Regions from separate parts of the Mus musculus genome. Here region 1 is linked to region 2. The links are chromatin contacts, found by Hi-C in ENCODE. All regions are on one chromosome and are shown on one strand. Each heading gives the region's core, a stretch centred on a gene start or an enhancer-like site at or near the end of the contact. The rest is flanking DNA. Distances are from core to core; before and after follow the strand shown. Region 1 has its middle 18 kb from the start of Zmiz1. Region 2 has its middle 9.5 kb from the start of Gm31775.

Region 1 (3,123 bases), core at 334-2,833, 790 kb before region 2:
GGTTCCCACTGCCCGTAGCTGAGCCAGAAGGCAGCTGAGGGCCAAGCTTCGAAACTCTAGTCTACCATCCACCCGGGGTAGAGTTAAAGCATCCCACCCTAACTTACCCTTCTTTACTGGTCTGCCTAGCACAGGGGCTACAACAGAGCTAAGCAACACAGCTTCCCAAAGCTGCTGTGTCAAGCTCTTAGGATCTCAATTAGAATTTCAAGTCCACCCACTGTGGGGCCTTTAGCCACACAGTTTAGTCTCTCTTGAGTATCGGAAGTCTTAGCTCGTGAATGAGAAACAAGGAAGAGATTCTAGCAGCCAGAAGACTTTGGAGCTGGGATGCAGGAGGCCGGAGGCCTTGTGTGCTTAGCAGGAGCCGGAGGAAGCTTTAGTGGTCAGCCAGGTAGAGAAAGATGGCAGAAGTGATGGGGAGCTCTGAAGGCTGGTGAGAAAATGTGTGCTATGATCTTGTTCTAGAACGACCCTGAAGGCAGCAGAACAGAGCAGGACTGAAGGCCACCAAGGGGATTTCAACTCTTCAGAAAAAATAAGTGACTCACCTTCTCACAAAGAGCAAGAATCACAGAGGTCAGATTGTCTCCTCCTGCCCATCAGGGACAGAGTCCCCCATCTTTGCCTTGCTCCATCTGGCAGGTAAGAGATGGGAAGTCTCCTTTCCCTCGGTCTGCAGCATCCCTGGCATCCCTGGGGAGTGTTGGCACAGAACCCCCCTCCCAGGACCTGAGCATCCGTTTTTCATCAACTTCATGTTTTGAGAACCCCAGCTCTAGCCTTGGGGCCTGTTCCCTACATTCTGTCTCCTGGAGCAGGCCTAAGCAGCCTAGACAGCATGCTTCTGGATTGCCGTCACATTGGGCCAGGAAGAGAACAGGAAGAGGAACTCAGCCAGGGTGGTTATCTCCAGTATTCGTTCAGAAAAATGAGCCTCCATGACTTGGGTGGGGCTTTGAACAGGACCCTCCTATTAGTATTGCCAAGGAGGTGGAAATAAAACCACCATGTCCCCTGGTTTTCCGTCTTGAAGGAGGATATGTGACTAGAGCTACCTTTTCTTCAGCAAGTTTTTTATTGTTACATTGATTGATTGATTGAGGGTGCACTGCTAACAGTGTGGAAGCCACAGGACAATCTGCAAAGGTCTGTCCTGCAGATTGTCTAGCAGAAAAGATCTTTATACACTGAACTGGCTCGCAGCCCCATTCAGCAAGCTTCTTTAAATGAAGTCCGGCTTTGTCTTTTACAGTCTACAAGGGTCATTGCACCCATTTCCCAGATAGACAGGCCAGGGCCTAGGGCAGGAATTCAGGCTTCCTTCACAGTTTCTGGTCTGCACAAGAGAAAGGACATTGGTCTTTTCTATTCCTGAGCTAGCTTGTGCAGCACCTGGGTCCCTCCCCCCGCCCCCATGCTGCTCAGGTCTCATAATAAAGATGCTTCTCCAGTGTGTTCTAATTTTAACTGTCATTAGGACCTGTGTACCCTACAAGGCTGGCAGTCACACACCCATTGCACGAGCCAGCTGCTTTTTCTCTCTTGGCAATAGGACTTCAGTGGAGCAGGAACACTGTGCAAATGCCTTGAGCACCTTGCTTTGTGACACATGCTTCTCTAAGAATCTTAGGCTCTCTAGAACTCTCCACCATCTCTGGCACAGACTGCACTGTGGGATGGTGAGAGCCAAAGGATTGGGGGGGGGTGTGGTTTGAGGATGAAGGTCGTGTGAGCTACTACTGGGCAGCCACAGCTGGCTATGCCCTCTGTCCTCCAAGCAGCTCCACATGAAACAGTGTGGGATTCTGTCAATCCTATTTCCTACCCGCCCGCTGGGGGAGATGGGTCAGTGAAGGAGGCCATCTGCAGTTAGGGACCAGGGTGACCATCATATTCACACTCAAAAAAGCTCAGACTCTGGACATTTCTGAATAGGGATGCTCAATTTTTACTGGTTATTTCCTGCAGAATGGCTCCAAACCACCTCCCTCACTTCATTCCTTTCTTCCTTCTTTCCTCCTTTCCTTTCTTCCTCCCTTCTTCCTTTCCTCCATCCCTCTCTCCCTCAATCCCTTCCTGTTTCCTTTCTTCTTTTCCTTCCTTGATGGACTCTGTGTAGCCCAGGCTGGCCTCATATTCAAGCTCCTCCCCCTTAGCTCCTCCCCCTTAGCTTCCCGGGTGCTGGATTACAGCCTGTGCCACCACACCCACCAGGTTCTGCCTTTCTCTGCTTTGGGGCTTGAAGGCTGCAGGGAACAGCCCCAAGCCTGCCAGGAGCCAGAAACTCTCTCATTTCTCCCCTCCCCCTTCCTCATTGGTTTTGAGCTGTGAGTTCCAGGGAGCTCCTGAGGGCTGGGATTGGAAGAGGGTCAGACAGGGCAGAAAACAGATTACAGACCCAGGCCTGGAGTGTCATCTAGCCTTTTGCATCCCTGTAAGGATGGGTCTGGTGCTTTGCTCCAACCTTGACCCACTGAGGCAAGATGCCACAAGATGTCACAAGATGCCAGGGCCACACCATCTCAGGTCATGGAACTTCAGTGATGGTTAGAAAAGACTGGGTGATACAGACCCTGCCTAACCTTCCTGGGCAGGTTATCCTCCCTGAGGATGTCTGCCTTCCAATGGGAGACAGAGATTCGAGAGCTTGGCACTGCCAGAGGCAGGGCGGCCATGTTCAGCTTCCTAAAAGAAATCTCAAGAGTGTGATATTCTATTTTATCACCTTTTAGTTTATTTTGAGACCAGGTCTCACCAAGGGACTCTGGCTATCCTGGAACTCACTGCATAGACCAGGCTGGCCTCAAATCTAGATCCTCCTGCCTCTGCCCCTTTGTTGCTGGGATTAAAGGTGCATCACTCCACCAGGCTTGATGAGTGTGATATTTTAAAATGGGGAGGTAGCCGAATGGTCGTGCTTGTCTCGTGTGTGCAAGGCTCTGGGTTCCCTGGCACTGTGGCAATAAGTAATGTGATATTTCATGTACCTGCAAACTGTAGTCTGGCAGCATGCCCTCTCTACTAGTACTGCAAGCCTGTGTGACAGATGGAGAAACTGAGGCATAGAGAGTTTATGGTCTCTCTATAATCTCTTTTCTTGAAACTACAGGATCAGGGCCA
Region 2 (3,083 bases), core at 269-2,768:
ATCTACTAGGAGCAGCTGCCTGCTGGAGAGCAGAGCTCCTCAGTAGAGGAACAGGCAACAGAGCAGAGATGAGCAAAGAAAAACTGTAGATAGGTGGGCGGGTCACCGAGATCTCAATTCAGAAAGAAAGCGAAGGATCTGAGGGCTTGAATTCCACAGCAAATTGTCTAAGTTCTCCCTCAAGCCACATTTCCTGGTCATTCAAGGAGCAGCTCTGGGACAGAAATTCAGAAAACAACAATTTGTCATTCTGCCATTATCAGGGCTTGGGGACTCTAGACTGCCCCATGTTGCCTTGGCACATGCTAGTCCAAGTCACTGTTGTACGTATGGGGTTTTAGAGGTAAACTGAGGTAAAAGTGTATGTGCAATGTAAAGGGGGTTGCCATTTAAATACCAGCCAGTTCGTAGGATTTTCCAGAGGAGTGGCCTGCTGGCTGGTGAGGAGACCTTTTCTATCTTGTCTGGGCCTTGAGGTTCCCACATCTGTTCACAGCATAGCTGCCATCTTGGGTTTGGTAATTCTTTAGGAAATATCTGAACAGTTCCCTTTTCCAGTCCCAGGCCTCCCTTCTGTAAAATGGGGATACAAATAGGAAGCTCCTAAAAATCTCTCTCTCTCTCTCTTTCACACACACACACACACACACACACACACATACATATACACACCACACACTCACACATTCTCTCTCTCTCTCTCTCTCTCTCTCTCTCTCTCTCTCTCTCTCTCACACACACACACACACACACACACACACACACTCTCACTCACACATCTGGAGCAGAGGATGTCATAACTTTCTGCCTCGTCCACACCCCTGCCTCCGCCTAGGAGTAGAGATCCAGCTCCCAGAATCCTGGCTTCCCACAGATGCAGTCCTGTCTTTAAGCATGTCTAACCAAGGTTTCCAGCCTGAGAGGAGGTTAACTCTAAGATCTTGCAGCAGGAAAGTAGGACATGTGTGACAACACCCACACTCATACACACATACACACCTTCACTCTGTCCTCCATCTTTTGTGCCCAAGTATGATCTTCAAGAAAAAATAAGCTTACGGGTGGTCTTGCTTACCCTTCATCTACCATCAGGGCTCCTCAAGAAAGTAGCCCTTCAGCTACCATTAGGGACCCTCAGGAAGGTAGCAAGGATGCAAAATAAGCCAGATGGAAGTCACCAGACCTGTCCTTTACTGACCAAACCCTCCTTCGTTTTGCTTTTCTGAAAGGGGAGTGTGTTATTCTATGAACGCACCACTGTAAGGCTGGAATGAAATAAGCTAACACAGTCTTCAGCAGAGTACGCAGAGTACACAGCTGGCACTCAATAAATGGCCAGTTTCTTTCCACAGACAAGGCTGCAGCCCCACCTGTTTCCATGGAGAAAGGCAGCTGCAAGGCTTACTTTAACACTAAACATAGCAGCAGTATCTTTCCTGTGCCCAGTGACGTGATGCCTGCAGCCAGGGCAGCCAGCTGGGGTGTGGATGTGTTCTCAGGCCAGATAAAGGACAAAGGAGGGTCCGGAGAGGAGCTGTGTCAGCAGTTAGGAAGGGCAGCACTGACAGTGACACGGGGCCCAGCCCACTCTTCTGATTCGATGCCCCAGAAATCACGATTGGCCCGGGGAAGCGTGCACTGCCTGACAATCAGTTCACGCCTGTCCCTATCCTTTTCCTACCTTGGTTCCCTGCTGCCTCTGGCTCCACCTGAAGGTCTTAGCTCCCCATTTCAGAACAGCCACCCCTGTCCCAGCCTGCAGGGACATCTCCAATCTGTGCTCTGAGGAATGGGCTTTTCTGCACCCAGCATGTGTGAACTTGGAGGCTGCCATCTGCCTCAAGTCAACGTTGAGGGAGACAAAGAAAAACAAGCCACCTGTACTCCAGGTCCATACTCTTGCCCTGAAAGAGCTACGTAGGATGGAGTTCCATAGAATGAAGCCCTATCCCTAAGCCACAGTATCTCCGGGACAGCCATAGGTTCTAGGAGCCCCACATAAGACGTGAGCCTCAAAAATACCATTTTTCTTTGCAAAAAGGTGTCATGACCATGGCATCAAATGCCCCTCAGGGGTAAGGGGATGCTGAGTTCCTCAGTTGCATGGTTAGGATGAGGCTGGAGCCTTCTAAGACTCCTCCAAAGAAACTCAGTGAGCCTATGATTCTGTACCAGGCCCAATTAGCCCTAAGTCCTGTTTCTCATTTCCAAATACACTTCACTATTTGAGGGTCTTAACTGAGGGGTGGGTTCCTGCAGAAAGACCCCTTAGCAGAGAGTGCAGCATGGGATGAGAAGCAGGAGAGATGCCTATTCTAACAGTCTTAGGAAGCCATCCCCAACGCCCTCACTTGCATGGGGAAGTCTTGGCTGGATGTAACAAACTAGTCAGAAAGGCCACTGTCCCAAGTCACCATATCACCTTTGCTCATTCCCTATGATGTTCTTCTTCCTGAAGTGCAGGGATCAACCAAGTATCTTAGGCATGCTAGGCAGGCACCCCACCACAGCGTCTTGCCCTTGATCCTTATCTTCTGGTGGGCTTCATGGTCTTGCTGTGTAGCTCAGGGCGCTCTTGGATTCCCTATGTAGACAAGGCTGGCCTCAAACTCATGATTTGCCTCCTAAACACTGACATGAGAGGCATAAACCACTGGAGGGTCTTCCAGAGACATCTTTGCTTTCCACATGTAGAGTAACTTGTCCTGAACACACATCTGGTCAGGCCATCAAAAAGTTAACGCACCCCAAAAACACCTCTACCTACCAGCTAGGATGCACCTTGGCCCCACCCCACAACAGGCAGTGGATAAAGGTGACTGCTCCATCCTGTCAGACACCCCACGGAAGAGTTGAGCCCAGTTGTTCACAAGCATATGCATAGACAGTCCCAGCAGCTATAGCATCTGGGGTAACCTGGCTCAGCTGGTCAGAGGCAGAGATGAGGACATGCAAAAAAAAAAAAAAAAAAAACCCACAAAGCAAGCAAGGCATAGGGCTGGGGATAGGGCTCAGTGGGTAGGAGCACTCCCTGCACATGCATGAGGAACAGAGCTTAGCACACACATAAAAAGTGGAACATG

The links. Hi-C counts contacts between places; a loop is a spot of excess contacts on that map.
Region 1: a map of T-helper 17 cell shows a loop between it and region 2 (4-fold over the local background). The contact joins two enhancer-like sites. A Hi-C loop is called at or near these places in 1 of 37 maps with a recorded cell type or tissue (T-helper 17 cell).

Annotation. Positions count from the first base shown.
Region 1 is chr14:25,439,396-25,442,518 of GRCm38, reverse strand. No RefSeq gene overlaps it. Among named protein-coding and RNA genes, the nearest start is that of Zmiz1, 18 kb to the left of the region's middle. Within about 2 kb of position 1,583, at least 1 of the 3 ENCODE cell types and tissues checked has a DNase peak (open chromatin) inside an H3K27ac peak, as active enhancers do.
Region 2 is chr14:24,654,131-24,657,213 of GRCm38, reverse strand. No RefSeq gene overlaps it. Among named protein-coding and RNA genes, the nearest start is that of Gm31775, 9.5 kb to the left of the region's middle. Within about 2 kb of position 1,518, at least 1 of the 3 ENCODE cell types and tissues checked has a DNase peak (open chromatin) inside an H3K27ac peak, as active enhancers do.